Linked DNA regions of Homo sapiens: region 2 is linked to region 1. A link is a loop called in an ENCODE intact Hi-C map of the cell type or tissue named here. Cell type or tissue: heart right ventricle. All regions are shown on one strand. Each heading gives the region's core, and the rest is flanking DNA. Links, peaks and the distances in the headings are about the cores only.

Region 1 (7,681 bases), core at 1-2,500:
TTGGCACTCACACCCTCTGGCCTGATGCTTCATGCAAACCACCTGCCAATGAGGGGACAGGGCGTTACCCCATACCAGGAGCTGCCGCCTCCACACAGCGTCTCATCCGCCATTACTCCCTGCTCCCAAAAACAACAGGACCTTTTACAAGTAAGGAAACACACCCAAGCCCCCGCCCCCAGAGTCTAGAAGAACAAGCCGTTCCCACAAGCAAGCCCCGGACCTGTAGGACTCTGTGGCTGGGCTGATGCAGGACACGGCAGTGAGGTGGCCAGGCTAGCTAGGGCAGCAGGGTGCAGGCACGAGGGGAGAGAATTAACTAGCAACCTGGGGGATGAGGGGAGACAGCGGCAAACGTCAGAAAAGACGGATCCCAGGGGGACCAAGACAGGATCAACATTTTTTTTTTTTTTCGAGGGAGAGTGAGAGTTTCACTCTTGTCGCCCAGGCTGGAGTGCAATGACGCAATCTCGGCTCACGTTGCAACCTCCACCTCCTGGGCTCAAGCGATTCTCCTGCCTCAACCTCCCAAGTAGCTGGGGTTACAGGCACCCACCACCACACGCAGCTAATTTTTTTATTTTTAGTAGAGATGGGGTTTCACCATGTTGGCCAGGCTGGTCTCAAACTTCTAACCTCAGGTGATTCACCAACCTCGGCCTCCCAAAGCGCCAGGATTACAGGTGTCAACCACTGTGCCCGGCCCTCAACATTTCTCAGGCTTCAAAGAAAAGCAGGCCGCTGCAGCAGCTCACGCCTCTAATCCCAGGACGGCAATCTTACTTGAGCCCAGGAGTTTAAGACCAGCCTGGGCAACGTGGCAAAACCATCTCTATCAATCAAAAATACAAAAAATTAGCTGGGAATGTTGTATGTGCCTGTGGTCCCAGCTACTCAGGAGGCTGAGGCAGGAGGGTCGCTTGAGCCCATGAGGTCAAGTACGCAGCGAGGCATGATCATGCCACTCACTCCAGCCTGGGTGACAGAGTGAGACCCTGTCTCAAAAGGGGGAAAAAAGGCAAACACACCCATTAGGAATATCGTTCTACGTTCAGCTTGATCATCAAGTTTTGCAAAAACATTTTTCCAAGTTTACTCACCTAAATCATGGGTTAAGAAGCATCTAGAAAGTCCAAATTCTGAGGGTAATGATTCACAACAATCTTAGCGCCCAGTAGGGCTATCGGAGGGAAAAGAAAAATCCTCCCCTCCTGGCGCCCAAGGAATCCAGCCCTTTGTGGCTGCAGAGAAGGGAAGCAGTTTCAGCCTCCCCCAGCCTGGCTGGGCCAATACCTCTGCTGGCCAGGAGGGGTCACTGCAGCCCTTCAGGTGACCAGGGGAGCTAAAGCCACCAGGGGCCACCGGGCAACTCACTTCAGTCCCTGGTAATAACCACAAAATGTGACGTTTTTCCATTTTGCCTTTAGATCCTGAAATAAGAAAGTAATCTAGTCCACACATACATATTGTGGGTAGTTGACAAAATTATCTCTAAACTTTCCAAGAAATGATTCGCACTTAAGCTGCACTCCAGCGACGGGGAACACAGGGACTGGAACACGACAGCCCCGCGCACCTAGAAAGCCGGGAGGACTGCGGCGGCCGCCGCCCGCCGCCCGCTGCTCTCTGTTGCTCCGGCTGCTTTGCAGAGTTAGGGAGGCTTGGTGTGGGGAGCTCCTCAGGGAGAACCTGCCTAGGACAGCCTCGAAGGTCATCAGCAGAGACAGAGGGAGCAGTGTGCGCTGCGGGAACGGCACTGCAGATAGATTGCTTAAGCCTGGCTGTGGCATAATGATATTTACTCTGGTCCCACAGAATCTGGAGGAATGCGAACTCTGTTTACCGAGAGCCTCTCTCCAAACAGAAACCCAGTGCCCCTGCACATTCCTTTGGCTCCTCCAGTCTAATTGTCCCACAGGACACCGTAATAACTAGTTGGAAGGCAAACAGTGTTAACTGATGTGATGTGCTGCTGTCCAGGGCACTGTGGCCAGGCCGCCGCTCCACCTATCCCCAGCCACTCAAACTGCAGGTCTGCCTGGTGCGGAAGCTGCAACTGTCCTTGTCTAAGACCAGGTGAGCCTATGCAACCTTTCAGACCCCATGAAGGGTGACAGTGACTCCTGCCAGCCCTCGGGAGGGAAAGGCGAGAAGCTGCTTCTAGAGAGGCAAAGTGCAGGGACTAAATCTAATCTCACTCCCCGAAAGGACAGGCTGCCATGCCCTGTAGCCCAGGAAGCTTCTCTCTGTGCAAGGGTCAAGCACCTGAAGATGATAAAGAGATCAGGCAGTGAGGTCACAAAAGCAGCTCCTGGAGACACTGGGGGATATGGAGAGCTGGCTTTATAAACACACATGACATGTATTCAAAATCCCCTGCTACTAGGTGACACAAAAATGTTTTAAGTAGATCCAATAAAAATAAAGTTCATTCTTCAAAAAATAAATTGCTAGGGAAAAAACAATCACAAGGTGTAGTCCTTAATTGGACTTCAAGTCAAATAATCGAAAAAATTAATTTTAAGGCAAGTGGAATTGTGAACACCATTTAGGTATTTGATGATACTAAGACATTCTTGGTAATTTTTGTTTCAGGAGTGACACTGGTGCTGTTTTGGTTAAGTACACATTTTGGGGGAAGACAGCAGGATATGCACGTTATTTAGAAATACGGACACGTGTGCACATCAGAAGAAACAAGCCAAGAGTGGCTGCCTGGGGGAAGGGAGGGCAGGAAATGGCCGCAGTATTGTTTTACTCTCTACATTTGCACACACTATTCAAATAAAATGAAAAGTAATTAAAATAACTAGGAAAAGCTGCAGATAAACTACACATTTTTAAACAATGAGACTTAGCAGAGCACTAAGGTGCCAGGCACTAAGGGAGCCCACGCTGCACACATGAGATGCCGGCACTAGCGCATGTGCCGGCCACATGGGTCCTGGCTCATCTTTGACTCCTCACCGTCCCTTCCCCACAAGCCACCATCCAAAGGCCCAGCCATCCAAAGCAACAGAACTACCCACAACATCCAGAACCAGAGAGCAGGGGCCTCGGGAGCCTGACCCCACCCGGAGTGCAGTCCAGGCCCTGAGGGATCCAGGACACAAAAGGTCACTCAGCAAAGACCCCACCTTTAATGGCAGCCACCCCCTGCCCGGACCTCTAGGCGTCAAGACAGTCCAGGGGTACCTCAGGTGACTGTGGGACCCCACTGGTGCCTCTGGTGAAGCGGCAGGCCCCTCCTGGGTGGGCAGAGCAGGTCCTGTTACTCAACTTCCAGAGTCTAGAAGGGCGCAGCTCTGTAACCGCAGCACAGGGATGTCAGCGAGGCGTCCAGGCAGCAGCCCACGGTCTGGCTCTACCGACGCCCCACCCTGTGCACTACAGCCGGCCAGGGCAGCAAGCCAGAGCCACTCTCACGAGCAAACGTGCTCCCCTCCTCCCACGTCTACATCTCCTGCACCAGTGTGCTCAGCTTGGAGGGGCTCAATCTGCCTTTCTGCCCCCTCATCCCTGAGCCCTTGCCCCAGGGCTTCTTCAGGACCCCCTGGGAAGGGAGAGCAGAAGGGGACTACAGGCTGCCACTGCCGACCCCAGCACAGGCGCCTTGGGACTTAGTGGAGTGGGTACCAGATGGAAAGTGAACAGACTGCCTAATTTAGCATCCAGCTTCTAACTTTGAGGACAGCTGCCATACCCCTGAAGATGCTGCTCTGTGTTTAACTGAGAAAGGGATCAAAGAGCCCTCTGGAAGCTCTGGTTGAGTCAGAACAACCACCTGCCCCACCTGTGAACTCTCGGGAAAATCGTGCTGAGAGGTGATGCTAGAGACAGCACCTGTCTGTCCTCAGAAGAAGTTCTTGATCAGTGGAGTCACCATCTTCACCCACAGCTTCACCTGGCGACTCGGCTGCTCGAAGGTGGCAGAGGACACCACACCTGACCTCAGGTAGAGCTGCTCTTGCTCCTGAGGAAGAGGAACAGACAGGAATAGTGAGGAGTCCCCTCCAGCACCACACCACATGGCCGGCTGGCCCCAGCCCAGCCCCTCAGGCCAGCCCAGAAAACCCTGACTTCCCATGTCTACCTGGCCCAGAGATTCCCAGGGTGCTCTGGTGGCAGGCAAGGCCAGGCCCTACAAGTTGCCACTGTCAAACATTCCTTAGAAAAGCTAAGAAGCCGTGTTCCTAAAGACTTTTAAGGGCTGGGCACAGTGGCTAAAGCCTATAATCCCAACACTTTTGGAGGCTGAGACAGGAGGATCGCTTGAGCTCAGGAGTCTGAGGCCACCCTGGGCAACACAGGGAAGACATCATCTCTATGAAAAAATTCTAAAAATTAGCCGGGTATGGTGGTGTGTGCCTGTAGCCCCAGCAACTTGGGAGGCTGAGGTAGGCAAGGGTTTCAGCCCGGGAGGTCAAAGCTGCATGAGCTGTGATGCTGCCACTGCAATCCAGCCTGGGTGGCAAAGTGAGACCTTGTCTCAAAAAAAAAACCCAAAAGGCTTTTAAGACCAAGACATGTAAAGGACTCTAAATTTCTTCAATTTAGAGTTGAAGAAATATAACTGGTGGAAAAAATATTTTAAATGTTCACCCTCACTAAACGAGGTAATGCATATTAAAATGAGGTATTTTTTAAATGAGACACAGTTTTTCTTCTATCAAATTGGCACAAAGCCAATTTGTGCCAATGACATCTGTGATGTCATTATCCCCCACACTGATGAACGCTTAGTGCTGAGGGCAAGGGGGACAAGTCATCCTCTAGAGTGAGCTCTGGCAACAGGTATCAAGAACCTTATAAAGCTCCCTTTGCAAGAGCTTACCCCAAGAAAATCACTATGCGCTAAGATTTTTATATACAGATATTTATCACAATATTTATAACAAGGAAAAACTGGAAACCACCTAAATGTCCAACAGTCAACTTATTAACAACTCATATGACAAACCAGCATTCACCACGAACTTATTAACAACTCATATGACAAACCAGTTTTCGCCATGAGAAGAGTGTTGACCTAATCATATGGGAAAGTGCCCAGAAATCGGCAGGCAAAGGAAGCTGGACACGAAATACACACACACGACAGAATCGTCATCTGATGCTTAAAGCTGTGCCTCCGTGCGCTGTACACAGAAGGCAGGCGGCCAATCATCACAATGGCTTCAGTGGTTTTCCCTACAGAAAGGGTTAGTTTCTTTCCGTTTTTCTTAATTTTTATAGTGAACACATGTTAATTTCATATTTAAAAACAGGTTTAAAAACATTTATATATGCGGCCGGGCGCGGTGGCTCACACCTGTAATCCCAGCACTTTGGGAGGCCAAGGTGGGAGGATCACTTGAGGTCAGGAGTTCGAGACCAGCCTGGCCAACGTGATTAAACCCCATCTCTACCAAAAATACAAACATTAGCCGGGCGTGATGGCATGCACCCATAATCCCAGCTACTCAGGAGGCTGAGGCAGGAGAATCGCTTGAACCCGGGAGGCAGAGGTTACAGTGAGCCGAGATCGTGCCACTGCACTCCAGCCTGGGCGACAGAACAAGACTCCATTAAAAAAAAAAAAAAAAAAAAATTTATATATGCTTTGTCCGAAATGGTGTTTGGGATCTTTGAAAAGCTTCTCTTGTAAGAGTCTGCCCTCCAAGTGCTCTCTCCTCAGTGTCCTCAGTGGGGCGCCTGGCAGCGCTCACACAGTTGCACCGCGACTCTAGCCCTCTCTCCTCCACTGAGTCTCCAGCGCTCTCCACCGTAATGTCCGGGCCATACCTACATCCACACCGCCGTGAGGACCACAGGTGATGACCACAGAAGCACAGTGCCAACCGCAGGACAGCAGCAGCGGTGGCCTGTGCCACTCAAAGTGGCACACTCCCTGCTCAGGAGGCCGGGAGGGAGGACACAGCCCTGGCAACTCCTCTGCCCCGGGGGGTCAGGAAGGGGTCACCCCACACTCCAGAACCCTACAGAATGTGGCCTTGGCTTTTCCCATCAAGAGCTGGGGAAAGCCAGGCCCCGACTTCATTACCCCCTGCCCCCGTCCCATGCTCAGTGGGCCCCATCGTGGGTCCATGCCACACTCCCAACTGAGCAGCCCCGCAGCCCCGCGTGTCACAGACATGGGGCCTCCTAATTGCTGCTGAGGTCCCAATCCCTGGCTGGACGTGCCTGATGGAAGAGCCAGCTCTGGTCTCAGGGGGCTGGTTTGCAGGAGTCTCCACAGACCTGGCTCCAGCTTTGTGTCTTCAAATGAATACCCGGCCAAGATTGCAACTAAATTACCAGAAACACTTAGGTTTCCTCACAGACTCCACAACAGGGATGGAGAAGGAAGTCAGCTGACGAGGTTACGACGCTGTTCGAGGGAGTCTTTCTTGGGTCACAAGTGGTAAACTGTGTTCCCTGAACAAAACCAGGAAGCTTTCAGTGTTTATTGTATGTACTAAGTGGAGGGAGGGGCTTCAGATTCTGATAAAAATATCTCCCCATTCCCAGTGCCCAATGTGACATGAATAGGAGGGCCCCTCCCTGAATTCCCAAGCAGATCTCCAGAGACAGCTTCAGAGAGCAGGGAGCCCACGGTGGCTGGGGCTTTAGGGACTTTCTGGGTTGTGGGGAGGCTAGAGGCTGGGCAGTCCCAGCAGGATTTGGCCTCTAGGGACCGGGCACTGTAGGGCTCAGGAGAGCAGCTGCCGTCCCAGTATATAAGCATAGGTGGAATTATCTGGAAACATATTTCTGCGTTTCACAGGCAGAGAAATCAGTCTATCCCTAAAGAATGGAAGAGCTACAGTAGCAGACCTACCACCCTCCACCCTCCCACAGGCAAAAGCCCCTGAGATTCAGGTTTGGGAAGAAAAAGAAAATATCCCAAATATGTCATTTGAGAAAGCAGCTGCTAACCACAGGCGGCCCCAGCTTTTCTCAAGATCCAGGATGTGGGTTCAGTGCCCTTACTAGGGCAGTGGGGGAGGACGGTCAGTACCAGGACCCCAGGCACAGGCCTGGAGGACTTGCTCCCCCAAGCAACTCAGATCCACGCAGAACCCATCCTGGCCCCTGGCCAAAGTCACCAAGGACTCTCTACCGCCCTGGCACAGAGCTACAGTGGAAGTCTCTGCGAACGGCTCTCTGCAATTGAAGTAGAAGTCCAGGAAAGCCCGCTGTTGAAAGCTGCAGGCTCAGGTCTTTCCCACTAGCCTGGCTCCAAGGCCAGCTTGTCACCCTATTACTGGAATCTCTCAGCTTGTGGGGGCTTCCTCAGTCATTTGCTGTAAACCTCACTGTAGGAAGAAACCTGAGCAAACCCATTACCCCACTGGCCCACCCAGAGGATGACCGCTTCACTTCCTCTTGCGCCTGTCGTGGTCGTGAAGCCTTTCCTGGCACCAAGGCCCCAATCAATCAGTCACTGACAAGATTCCCAGGCTGCAGGAGGACAGATCCCAGGGAACACATCAGTGACCATTTCCTCGTCCATCAACAAAGGCTCTGACAATTTTGCAACAGTTATTCCCAAACCCTGGAGCATAAAAGCTTCACAAAGTTACCGTCCGATGCCTCTGGGCTCTGGCCTGCGGCAGTGTTATCTGCATCTCCAGGAATGGAAAAGGGAAGTTGGTGCCTTCCATGGAAAAGTGTTATTGCAAAGGTCACGAATTCATGA
Region 2 (13,327 bases), core at 3,838-6,337, 130 kb after region 1:
ACAAGAGCCTCGGGAGTACAGATCTAAAATCACACCTTCGATGCTGCTGGAGTCTCCGAAGCACCTGGCCAGGCCGCCTACAAATCAGCATGTGAATTCTTCCAGAACGCGTAGGCAGCTCCTGTAAATTGAGGAAATCAGACTCGTAAAGGCTGTGACTCAGGTTCTCCTCATCATCTCGAACACCATCAAAACAACAATAGAGACACAGAGCAGCATTCACTTCGCGGATGGTTGCAACATAGGAAAAGCAACCACTCACCAGGGCTTTCTTGGATTTCTTGCAAATTACCGTACTCTCTCCGCCCAGGGGTCACCAGCCAGGGCTGCTAAGCACCTAAGATCGCGGGGAGGGTGTTGGCCTGGGATTCCCGGCCAGGATGCAGGACTAGCCTTAGTTCTGGGATATTCTCCCGACTTTAAGGAGGGAGGCCTCTTCCTGTGGTCAGTGGCCATGGCCTGTGAGCCTGGACTTGCGGCCAGGGTAGGATCAACACACAATTCCCCCTTCACCACCATGTCACATGCCCCCAGGCATTGCAGCCGCCAGGGTCTGGGGTCCTCACTCTCGCTTTCCCAGCTGCATCCCACCAGCAACCACAATTGGCCTTGGCGTGTACTCTTCATCCAGACTGCAGCTGCCTCCCTACAGTACTCTGGGGAGTCTGCCCTGCTCTTCATGGTCACACTCTCCACCTGCCTCACTCACCACCGTTCACGGTCATTTATTGGCCCTCCAGGCATGTCCTGGGGACCTCTCAAGCCCTCCCTTGAAACGCTTAACCCATCGGGTTAGGGCCAAGCAGGAGGGGCTTGTGTGGATTTGAAGACCCTCTGGACCAGGGATTCCAGCGATAAGCATAAAGGAACAGGCCTGAAGGCCAGGGTTTGGAGTGCTGTTTTCCTGGGCAGTGATAGCCCAGAATACCAGGGGTCAGGACTTGGGGCACACTGAGTTTGAGCATGACTGACCCTCGGAGGCACTGCCTCATCAGAGACTCACTCAACTAGCCAGGCCCTCCTGCACGGGGAGGGGCCCTGTCCTCTGCAGACTCTCCCTCATGGTCACAAGACACCCTTGGGCAGGCCCAGGCCATGTGCCTCTAGGTCCCAATGCAACAGAAAGGGAACTACTTGGCCGGGTGCAGTGGCTCACGCCCGTAATCACAGCACATTGGCAGGCCTAGGTGGGTGGATCAGCGGAGGTCAGGGGTTCAAGACCAGCCTGGCCAACATGGTGAAACCCCATCTCTACTAAAAATACAAAAATTAGCTGGGTGTAGGCCGGGCACGGTGGCTCACGCCTGTAATCCCAGCACTTTGGGAGGCCGAGGAGGGCAGATCACGAGCTCAGGAGATCGAGACCATCCTGGCCAACATGGTGAAACCCCATCTCTACTAAAAATACTAAAAAATTAGCCAGGCGTGGTGGCGGGCGCCTGTAGTCCCAGCTACTCGGGAGGCTGAGGCTGGAGAATGGCGTGAACCCGGGAGGTGGAGCTTGCAGTGAGCCGAGATTGTGCCACTGCACTCCAGCCTGGGGGACAGAGCCAGACTCCGTCTCAAAAAAAAAAAAAAAAAATTAGCTGGGCGTGGTGGTGTGCGCCTGTAATTGCAGCTACTTGGGAGGCTGAGGCTGGAGAATCACTTGAACCTGGGAGGCGGAGGTTGCAGTGAGCCAAGGTCGTGCCACTGCACTCCAGCCTGGGTGACAAAGCAAGACTCCATCTCAAAAAAAAAAGGAACTACTTGTAGGTAAAGCAACTGAAACCTATTTATAGGGCCATCTGACCCGGGTTGGGACATGTATCCTATATCGTTATAACCAAGGGGGTGAGAGAGTCAGACTGGCTTAGACCAATGAAGGCTCATCCCTGGGGTAAAGTGGATGGTGGAGAAGAAAGTGACAAAAGTTCACTATGAGAGGTGATCTGAATGAGCCCCAAAGTCTATGATTAGAAGCCAAGAGCATGGGGCCAGTCACGGTGGCTCACGCCTGAAATCCCAGCACTTTGGGAGGCCGAGGTGGGTGGATCACTTGAGCCCAGGAGTTCGAGATCAGCCTCGGCAACATGGCAAAACTTCATCTCTACACAAAATACAAGCCAGGCATGGTGGCATGCACCTGTGGTCCCAGTTAGTTGGGAGGTTGAGGTAGGAGGATCACCTGAGCCCAGAAGGTTGAGGTTGTAGTGAGCTGTGATCGTGCCACTGCACTCCAGCCTGAGCGACAGAGTGAGACTTTGTCTCAAAAAAAAAAAAAAAAAAAAAAAGGCAGCCTGGAGGACAGCTGCAGCAGCACCGTGCATCTGTATCCTGGGTGTTTAATAACTGATTGTTGAGGAAGGAAGGAAGGAAGCTGGACACAGAGAGGCAGGTATCCAGCTCTCGCTTCTGGGAGGTTGGTGGAGATGGGCACAGAGCCCAGGGCACCCGGCCAAATCAGGGGCAGGTCCAGCTAGGAGGGTCCCTTCTGAGAGCAGCGGTCCAAGCTCGCTCCTCCCTGGGAGCAAGAAGCCTGGTCAGAAACAGAGACTGAAGCAGGAGGTGAGTCCATGTGAGGCCGTGGCTTGGACACCAACCTGAGATGTTGGAGACATGGAGTGAGGCCCCATGGAGAGGGCAGATGAGGAGGGTGGATTAGGGCTGATCTTGGGAGCTGTTGCCCCCATATCCCTTTGACATTCGCCTTGGCAAACTTTGTAGGCCCGGAGGAGAGTTCTCAAAACACAGTGAGTGTGACCTGAGGGACACAGCCGGACTGGGCTGCAGGTGGGTGGATCCGAGGTGGATGAGACCAGCCCCTGTTGTGTCCTATGCTTAGATCTCGGGGCACTCTTGGGCGGTCTGTAACTGGCAACAGTGTCGCCCCCACGCAGGGAAAGCCGAGTGGGACCCAGGGTGGTCCTTGGGGAGCCCTCCACCCAGGCTCCAGCTCCGGCCTGCCCGCTGGCCAGGACATTACCTGTTCCCAGAACGCCATCTGCCCCAGAGGCCATTCACCCTGGCGGCAGGCTGGGCCAGAAAGCAAGTGCCCAGCCCCAGAGCCAAGAGTGAGGCATGAACGATGCCAGCAGAATGCCACACGTCCTCAACTCGGGCTGCCTGAAGCACAGATACTGTGGCTCCCCTGAGTTGGCCCTTTGACCATGGAGTCCACCGTCCCCAAGGAGGTGCTGGGGACAGAGGCATCGGCTCGGCAGCGTGAGGGTTTCTGTTTGCAGACAGGACGGTGCAACACACAGGTGAGGCTCACACGAGTTTGCCCTGGAGACCCCGCCTGCCTCAGAGAACTGGGGGTGTGGAGAGGCCCAGAAAGCTTCACAGATGTGGGGCTGACCAGCCTGGGGGAGAACCCTGTCTCGGGGGATCCCCACTAGCAATCCAGAGTGGACTGGGTGTGGGCTGAGAGGGGCCACTGCTATGACTGGGAAGCTTGGAGGTCTTCAACTGTCAGTCCCATTTTAGGAGGAGCAACTGACCCAGGGGCTGACTGAGTGTGTGCCCAAGAGAGGAGGGTCTGCCTGTCCGCATTGAGGAAGGCGCCTGCTGATGGGTGTCAGGGGTGCGTCGAGCCCACTCTGCCCGCTCTGTCTCCAGGGACCCTCCCTGCTGCTCTTCAGTCTCCTTCCTCGCTGGGGGCAGATCATGCGGGGCACGGCGCAGGAGGAGAAACTGCAGGGCAGCCGGGCACCATGGCTCACGCCTGTAATCCCTGCACTTTGGGAGGCTGAGGTGGGCGGATCACCTGAGGTCAGGAGTTTGAGACCAGCCTGGCCAACATGGTGAAACCCCATCTCTACTAAAAATACAAAAATTAGCTGGGCGTGGTGGTGGGCGCCTGTAATCCCAGCTACTTGGGAGGCTGAGGCAGGAGAATCACTTGAGCCCAGGAGATGGAGGCTGCAGTGAGCCAAGATCATGCCATTGCACTCCAGCCTGGGCAACAAAAGCGAGACTCCATCTCAAAAAAAAAAGAAAGAAAGAAAAAGAAACTGCAGGGCAGGCCCAGCTGTGACACTGGCAGGGCCCAGTGCAAAATGAAGATGCAGGGCTCCTTGTTAAAAAATCACTAAGAATTTCGAAATGGTGACGGAGATCATTAAACCCAGCACAGCGTGCTCTGAGCATGGGGACCAGTGCACCTCCATAGGTCACACACCCCTGGAGCTGGCCCTGCAGCAGGGAGATTAAGGGGAGTCCGCAGTGAGGTGGCATCTTATCTTTCTAATGGGCATCTTAGGCGCACACACAGTACATACAAAGGCCCTGTGGCCGCATGCCAAGGCTCCTGAGGAGGCCCTGAAGTCTGCCTCCCTCTGCATACAGTGAACCATTAAACCTCTAAACAACCAGAGAAATAGGTGTCATTAGTCCCATCTTACAGAGGAGAAAGCGGGGCTCAGGGAGGTGGAGGGACTTTCCCAAGGACACTCAGCAGGCAGGCGGCAGAGCTGGAACCCAGAGCCAGCCCAGCGGGCTCCAAAGGCTGGCTTGGGCACACTGGCCATACCACAAGGCAGCTCCTTGTCCCAGCAGGCAGGGCTCCTTTGTGCTGTGGAGCCCAGGCCCCAGCCCCCACTCCCTGGGTTCAAATCTCAGCTCTGGAAGTGACTCAGCCTCTCTGAGCCTCAGTTTCTTCCTCTGTAAAGTGGATATTGTATTCATAGGTCCTCCTTTGATAGGATTGCTTCTCGTGATACACGCAGGATGCGAAGAACAGTAGCAGGCACGGAAAAGGCCCCAAATAACATCTTCCATGGATGCCACTGTGGCCTCGCTCGCTGTTCTTCCTGCCGCTGCCGCCCAGCCTGCAGGTCTCTCCCACTTTGGGTAAATAACCCTTCCCCACCTTTGGCAAGCCGGGCCACCTGGCAGTACGTGCAGGGCTCAGGTCACTGCCCACACCCACCCGTGCATGCCCAGGTAGGACACACACACTCTCTCTCACACACACTTACACTCGCACTTACACACACAACACACACACTCATTCACACTTACACTCAACACACAAACACACTCGCACTCACACACAAAACACACACACACTCATTCACACACTCACACTCAACACACACACGCCACTCACACACACACAAAACACATACTCACACACACACATACACTCACACACACTGACACCCCTTAGCCTGGTGTCTTGAGCCAAGTACGAGGCTGCGAAGGTCTCCCTCTAGCGGCCCAGAAAGAGTAGATGCTCACTCAGGCCTGACTTAACTCACTGGAGGAAGCCGCGGGAACTCCTCTGCCCTGGGCTGCAGCCGGATCCTAAGAAGTTCCCGTCCTGGCTGGGGGGTTGGGCATGGTGGCTCACACCTGTAATCCCAGCACTTTGGGAGGCCGAGGCAGGCGGATCATCTGAGGTCGGGAGTTTGAGACCAGCCTGACCAACGTGGAGAAACCCCGTCTCTACTAAAAATACAAAATTAGCTGGGCTTGGTGGTGCACGCCTGTAATCCCAACTACTAGGGAGACTGAGGCAGAAGAATCGCTTGAACCCTGGAAGCAGAGGTTGCAGTAAGCCAAGATCGCACCACTGCACTCCAGCCTGGGCGACAAAAGCGAAACTCCATCTCAAAAAAAAAAAAAAAAAATAGAATCCCAGGTCCCGGCCATGCCTAGACACCCGCCTTCTGTCCCTTCATTCATCTGAGCAGCAGGAGCTGAACACTTGTCAGCAGCAGCCCAGCCCAGAGGCTAGAATCAGAGCCAGTCCCACGTCCAGGACCCGAGGAGGTCCCAAGGCTTTTGGGGGGCCAAACAGAGCTGGCTGAGGGGTGACGAGTAGGAGGTCTCACAGCCCTCAATGTCAGGCACAAGGGGAGAGGCAGGGTAGCCCAGGAAGAAGGACGTGCACAGGCAGGGGCTCCATGCCTTCATGCCTGGGGCTGGGGCAGGATCCGGCTGCAGAGGTGAGGCACACACAGTAGGACTGCAATAATGAATACACAGAGTAGGACTGCAGTAATGAGTGAAGGAATGAGCGCATGAACCGACAGCCTTGCAGGTTTGTTTTTGTTTTTGTTTTGTTTTGTTTTGAGACAGAGTCTTGTTCTGTTGCCCAGGCTGGAGTGCAGCAGCATGATCTCAGCTCACTGCAACCTCCGCCTCCCAGGTTCAAGTGATTCTCCTGTCCCAGCCTCCCGAGTAGCTGGGACTACAGGCACGCACCACCATGCCAGGCTAATTTTTGTATTTTTAGCAGAGACAGGGTTTCACCATGTTGGCCAGACTGGCCTTGAACTTCTGACCTCAAGTGATCGGCCCACCTCAACCTCCCAAAGTGCTAGGATTACAGGCATGAGCCACTGTGCCTGTCCAGCTTTGCCACTTTTGTATCACAAGCCCCTTGTACCTCTTAACAATAGATTCAGAGGTGGTTTGGTCTCAGCTGGAGAGAAGCCAGAGAACCTATACTTCTAAAAGTAGCTCAGATGGGCCGGGCGCAGTGGCTCACACCTGTAATCCCAGCTCTTTGGGAGGCCAAGTTGGGAGGATCGCTTGAGCCCAGAAGTTCAAGACCAGCCTGGGCAACATGGCAAGATCTGTCTCAGCAAAATATTTAAAAACTTAGCTGGGGCATGGTGGTACACGCCTGTGGTCCTAGCTACTTGGGAGGCTGAGGTGAAAGAATCACTTGAACCCTGGAGGTTGAGACTGCAGTGAGCCAAAATCCCACCACTGCACTCCAGCCTGGGCAACAGAGCGAGACCCTGTCTTAAAAAAAAAAAAATAAAAAAAGGAGCTTAGATAATTCTGAGACCAGGCAAGTCTGGAAACTTCCTGACTTCTTGTGGCATCCCTGGTTGCCTGGACACTGATTAACTCACAGCCCCAGGCCCCAGGACTCTGAGCTGGGAGGTCTGGGGTGGCCCTGGAAGCTGCCTATGCAACCAGTGTCCCAGGCATGGGGGTCCCAGTCACCCTCTGGGGTGCAGCAAACTAAGAAGCAGGAGCAGGGGACTCAAGGGGATCCCCAGGACGATGGCATTAGCGGGAACTGCCCCAGGCACTGGCAACCGCAGCCAATCCCGTGCTCTCTGGGCCTCTGGTCGCACTCAGAAGACATACCTTGTCCAGGGCCAACAGCGGTGTGAGGACCAGGACGGGGACCCTGTAGTTCCCACCAGTCATGTGTCCTGGACAGCCCACGTCACCTCTGACACTTGGTCACACAACGATGTGAAGATACTTACTGCCACTGAATTGAAACACTTAAAAATGGCTAAAGTTGGCTGGGCGCGGTGGCTTACGCCTGTAATCCCAGCACTTTGGGAGGCCGAGGCAGGTGGATCATGAGGTCAGGAGATTGAGACCATCCTGGCTGACATGGTGAAACCCCATCTCTACTAAAAATACAAAAAATTAGCCAGGCACGGTGGCGGGCACTTGTGGTCCCAGCTACTCAGGAGGCTGAGGCAGGAGAATGGTGTGAACCTGGGAGGCGGAGCTTGCAGTGAGCCGAGATCGTGCTGCTGCACTCCAGCCTGGGCGACAGAGCGAGACTCTGTCTAAAAAAAAAAAAAAAGGCTAAAGTGGCAAATTTTATGCTATGTGTTTTTTACCACAAATTTTTTTTTTTTTTTTGAGACAGAGTCTCACTCTGCCACCCATGCTGGAGTGCAGTGATGTGATCTCGGCTCACTGCAACCTCCACCTCCTGGGTTCTAGCGATTCTCCTGCCTCAGCCCCCCGAGTAGCTGGGACTATAGGTGCGCACCACCACACCCAGCTAACGCTGGTATTTTTAGTAGAGAAGGGGTTTAACCATGTTGGCCAGGCTGGCCTCAAACTCTTGACCTCCGGTGCCACCCACCTTGGCCTCCCAAAGTGGTGGGATTACAGGCGTAAGCCACCACCCCCGGCCTATTTTACCACAGTTTTTTTGAGACAGGATCTCACTCTGTCGCCCAGGCTGGAGTGCAGTGGCACCATCTCGGCTCACCTACAACCTCCGCCTCCTGGGCTCAAGCGATTCTCCCACCTCAGTCCCCCAAGTAGCTGGGACTACAGGCATGCGCCACTACAGCCAAACTGTCTGTGTGTTTAGTAGAGACGGGGTTTTGCCATGTTGCCCAGGCTGGTCTTGAACTCCTGAACTCAAGTGATCCACCCGCCTTGGCCTCCCAAAGTACTGGGACTACAGGTGTGAGCCACGGCGCCCAGCCCCACAATTTTTTTTTGAGAGAAAAAAGCTCGCAAGGAGCCCATGCACTTCAGGTTCTTTGGGTGATACAGACACCTGGTGGAGTAACTCGCTGGTCTGTGGACGATGCCTAAGACTGTTCATTCTGGCTGTATCACTGCTTCTGCCTCAGCTTCCCCATTCATAAAATGGGGATGATACAGGCAGAGGCAGCTCCACTGCTGCCCAGTGAGTGGCGGGCAGAGGCTCCATCCTGGCAGCCTGCACCCTCTCTGCTTGGCCTCCTTCTCTCCAGGGCTGCTGCCACACCTCTGTCCCTTGCAGGTGGCTCTCTTGAGATTGCCTAATGGGCCTTATGGTCCTTTTAGATTTTAGGGTCATGTCACTTTTCATTTCACGATGGAGGAAGGGGGCAGTATCCATAACCCACAAGGCAAGGAGAAGCCAGAGGGATTTTGTTAGCTATTCCCAGACACCTGTTCCAAACATTCTCTAGAGACAGCAGCTGAAAGCCCAGGGGAGGCAGGGGTGGGGGGCAGGAGGAACAGAAGCATGTTTTCTTCCTTTTTTCATTTTAGCAGCTTTATTTATTATTTATTTATTTATTTATTTATTTTTGAGATAGAGTCTCGCCCTGTTGCCCAGGCTGGAGTGCAATGGTGCGATATTGGCTCACTGCAACCTCTGCTTCCCAGGTTCAAGCGATTCTCCTGCCTCAGCCTCCCAAGTAGCTCGGATTACAGGCGTGTGCCACCACGCCCGGCTAATTTTTTTTTTTTTTTTTTTTTTGTATCTTTAGTAGAGACGGGGTTTCACCATGTTGGCCAGGCTGGTCTCAAACTCCTGACCTGGTGATCCGCCTGCCTTGGCCTCCCAAAGCGCTGGGATTACAGGCGTGAGCCACCGTGCCCGGCCTTAGCAACTTTATTAAGAGCGTTTAAACACCACACTATTCACCCATTGAAAGTATACACTCAACAGCTTCTGGTGAATTCATGGAATTGTGCAACCATCACTGTAGTCAACCACAGAACATTTTCTTTTTATTTTCTCTCTCTTTTTTTTTTTAGACGGAGTTTCGCTGTTATTGCCCAGGCTGGAATGCAATGGTGCGATCTCGGCTCACCGCAACCTCCGCCTCCCAGGTTCAAGTGATTCTCCTGCCTCAGCCTCCCGAGTAGCTGGGATTACAGGCATGCACCACCACACCCGGCTAATTTTGTATTTTTAGTAGAGACGGGGTTTCTTCATGTTGAGGCTGGTCTCGAACTCCTGACCTCAGGTGATCCGCCAACCTTGGCCTCCTAAAGTGCTGGGATTGCAGGCATGAGCCACCCTGCCCAGCCCTACCAGAACATTTTCATCATCTCAAAAGTGTCCATGAGGCCGGGCGCAGTGGCTCACACCTCTAATCCCAGCACTTTGGGAGGCCAAGGCAGGCAGATCACCTGAGGTCAGGAGTTCGAGACCAGCCTGACCAACATGGTGAAACCCCGTCTCTACTAAAAAAATACAAAATTAGCTGGGCATGGTGCCGCATGCCTGTAATCCCAGCTACTCAGGAGGCTGAGGCAGGAGAATCGCTTGAACCCAGGAGGCGGAAGTTGCAGTGAGCCGAGATTGCACCACTGCACTCCAGCCTGGGTGACAGAGCAAGACTCTGTCTCAAAAAAAAAAAAAAAAAAAAAAAAAGGATCCATGAGCGGTCACTTCCCATTTCCCCTTCCCTCCCCCAGCCCCTGACAACCACTCGTCTACTTTCTGTCTATGGAAATTTACTTTTTCTAGATATTTTTAATTTTTGTTTTTGTTTTTGTTTTTTCGGACAGGGTCTCACTCTGTTGTCTAGGCTGGAGTGCAACAGCATGATCATGGCTCACTGCAGCCTCAACCTCTTGGGTTCAAGGGATCCTCCTGCCTCAGCCTCCCAAGTAGCCAGGACTACAGGTGCACACCACCATGCCTGCCTAATTTTTAAGTTATTTGTAGAGATGGGGGTCTTGCTATGTTACCCAGGCTGGCCTCAAACTCCTGAGCTCAAGCGACCCTCCCACCTCAGCCTCCCAAAGTACTGGGATAACAGGTGTGAACCACCACACCTAGCCTTTTTCTGGCTATTTAATTTCAATGGGATCATACAGTATGTGGATCAAAAGTATACATCGTTTGTGTCTGGCTTTTTTTACTTTTATTTTTTGAGATGGAGTCTCGCTCTGTTGCCCAGGCTGGAGTGCAGTGGCACGATATTGACTCACCAAAACCTCTGCCTCCTGGCTTCAAACGATTCTCCTGTCTCGGCCTCCCCAGTAGCTGGGATTACAGGCATGCGCCACCATGCCCAGCTAATTTTGTATTTTTAGTAGAGACAGGGTTTCACCATGTTGGCCAGGCTGGTCTTGAACTCCTGACCTTGTGATCTGCCCGCCTCGGCCTCCCAAAGTGCTGGGATTACAGGAGTGAGCCACCGCACCTGGCTGTATCTGGCTTCTTTCGTGGAGCATAATGTCTCGAAGGCTCATCCGAGTTGCAGTGTGTATGAGAACTGCATTCTCTTTACGGCCAAGCAGTGTTCTACAGTGTGGTTACCACACATTGTATCCGTGCACTCATCAGGCGATGGACCAGCCCACGTTCTCTGAGACGGGCTGACTTGGACTCTGAAATGTTAAGCAACTTGCTCTCCAGGAGTCCTGTGAAGAAGTTGCTTCATCCTTTTGAAGTCTGCCCAGGAGCCCTAACTGCTAGACCAGGCTCCCCAGCTGCTGGTCTCATCAGGATAGCAATGGAGAGTTCACTTTTTCCGAGAAGGATGTTTTATGTGTTTACAGGCATTCTGTAGTTATGTTTATTATTTACGGTCAGGTTTAGGGACATAAAATTGCCACTGTATTGTTGGGAGTAAATTTTATTTCCGTGGTTTTAACACACACACACAAATAATAATCATATTAGTAGCTGAATATTGTCATAATTCTGTAGGATATAAATTTTACTGCAATAACAACTATAAAATACCAAGAACCCACTGCAGCAGGATTATTAGGAATAAATGTTACTGCTGCTTCCAAAACACAAACGATCACTCCATTGGCGGCTGCAAAGAGCCCTCACACTGGTGAGTATAAATGTGCTATGTGAGCAACTCTAAAACCCACAATACTCAACCACTGTGGTGGGATGATTGCGAATCCATTTTATGTCTCCAATGAAGACAAAAATAAAATGAATGATGCCTTTTGTAGTTAAATTTTCAATCATCTTGCCGGCAAGAATGTTTTACTGCTACAATTGTAAAACCATAAAATGCAAAAAGAAGAAGCCATTTCAGCCCCAGGAAAGACGAAATGATAAAAATGCACCTTTATCTGTGAGAAATGTATGGTTGGGGCAGGAAAATCGTTCTTATAGACGTGAATTTGGAGGGCCGGGCGTGGTGGCTCACGCCTGTAATCCCAGCACTTTGGGAGGCCGAGGCAGGTGGATCACCTGAGGTCAGGAGTTCGAGACTAGCCCAGCCAACATGGTGAAACCCCGTTGTACTAAAAATACAAAAATTAGCCAGGCGTGGTGGTGCACGGCAGCTACGCGGGAGGCTGAGGCAGGAGAATTGCTTGAACCCAAGAGACAGAGGTTGCTGTGACCTGGGATCATGCCACTGCAATCCAGCCTGGGCATTAAGAGTGAAACTCTGTCTCAAAAAAAAAAAGATGTGAATTTGGAAGAGGGTGGGACTAGGATTGCCAGATAAAACACAGGATGCTCAGTTAAATTTGAATTTCAGAGAAACAACAAATACATTTTTTTTTATTTTTGAGGCACAGTCTCACTCTGTCACTCAAGCTGGAGTGCAGTGACATGATCTTGGCTCACTGCAACCTCCACCTCCTGGGTTCAAGCAATTCTCATGCCTCAGCCCTCTGGTAGCTGGGATTACAGGTGCTCGCCACCAGGCCCGGCTAATTTTTGTATTAGTAGAGATGGGTTTTTGCCATGTTGGCCAGGCTGGTCTCGAACTCCTGACCTCAAGTGATCCACCCACCTCAGCCTCCCAAAGTGCTGGGATTACAGGTGTGAGCCCACACGCCTGGCCAAATACATTTTTTAGAGTAAGTATCTCTCTCATATTGCATGGGATATACTTACACTAAAAATGTATTTGTTATTTCTCTGAAATTCAAATTTAACTAGGTGTCTTGGTTTTTTGTTTGCTTTTTTACTAAATTTGGCCACCTTTGGCTGGCCTGAAGAACAAGGATGGACCATGGACCTCCAAGCCCATCTGTGAACACTTTTTTTGTTTTGTTCTGTTTTTTTTTTTTTTTGAGACGGAGGCTCGCTCTGTCACCAGGCTGGAGTGCAGTGGCGCAGTCTCAGCTCACTGCAACCTCTGCCTCCTGGGTTCAAGCGATTTTTCTGCCTCAGCCTCCGGAGTAGCCACCACACCCAGCTAATTTTTGTATTTTTAGTGGAGATGGGGTTTCATCATGTTGGCCAGGATGATCTCGATATCTTTTTTTTTTTTTTGAAACGGAGTCTCGCTGTGTCGCCCAGGCTGGAGTGCAGTGTCGCAATCTCGGCTCACTGCAAGCTCCACCTCCCGGGTTCACACCATTCTCCTGCCTCAGCCTCCCGAGTAGCTGGGACTACAGGCATCCATCACCATGCCCGGCTAATTTTTTGTATTTTTTTTTTTTTTTTAGTAGAGACGGGGTTTCACCATGTTAGGCAGGATGGTCTCGATCTCCTGACCTCGTGATCCGCCTGCCTTGGCCTCCCGAAGTGCTGGGATTACAGGTGTGAACCACCGTGCCCGGCCTGATCTCGATACCTTGACCTCATGATCCGTCCGCCTTGGCCTCCCAAAGTGCTGGGATTACAGGAGTGAGCCACTGCTCCCGGCCCACTTTTTTTTTTTTTTTTTTTTGAGACAGGGTCTCACTCACTCTGTCACCCAGGTTACATACAGTACAGTGGTGCAGTCATGGTTCACTACCATCTCAACCTCCTGGGCTCAAGTGATCCTCCCACCTCAGCCTCCCAAGCAGCTGGGACTACAGGTGTTCACCACCATGCCCAGCCACAAGTAAACTCTTACAGTGAAGAACTGCTGGGATCCCAGGGGTTATTTGGAGGCTTAGAGCTAGCCAGGCAGGGCGCTTT

Evidence for each region. Peaks named below come from ENCODE experiments on the same cell type or tissue, not always from the same donor. Only the 100,000 strongest peaks of a DNase experiment are listed, where the experiment ranks them.
Region 2: it touches region 1 in a loop (6-fold over the local background); 102 of 110 quality-filtered maps call a loop at or near these places.

Annotation. Positions count from the first base shown.
Region 1 is chr17:78,415,838-78,423,518 of GRCh38, reverse strand. It overlaps PGS1 (phosphatidylglycerophosphate synthase 1), which reads right to left. Exons shown (of 10, transcript NM_024419.5): 9 at 3,844-3,973. The coding sequence ends at 3,854. Among named protein-coding and RNA genes, the nearest start is that of PGS1, 41 kb to the right of the region's middle. RefSeq lists enhancers at 390-969, 3,243-3,927, 5,437-5,945 and a silencer at 7,477-7,681. In heart right ventricle, for the core only: a CTCF peak has its summit at 1,307 (motif pointing right); a DNase peak (open chromatin) is centred at 1,298; H3K27ac peaks cover 1,149 bases.
Region 2 is chr17:78,281,829-78,295,155 of GRCh38, reverse strand. No RefSeq gene overlaps it. Among named protein-coding and RNA genes, the nearest start is that of LINC01993, 10 kb to the right of the region's middle. RefSeq lists a silencer at 3,156-3,425 and an enhancer at 6,997-7,498. In heart right ventricle, for the core only: a CTCF peak has its summit at 5,206 (motif pointing left); a DNase peak (open chromatin) is centred at 5,205.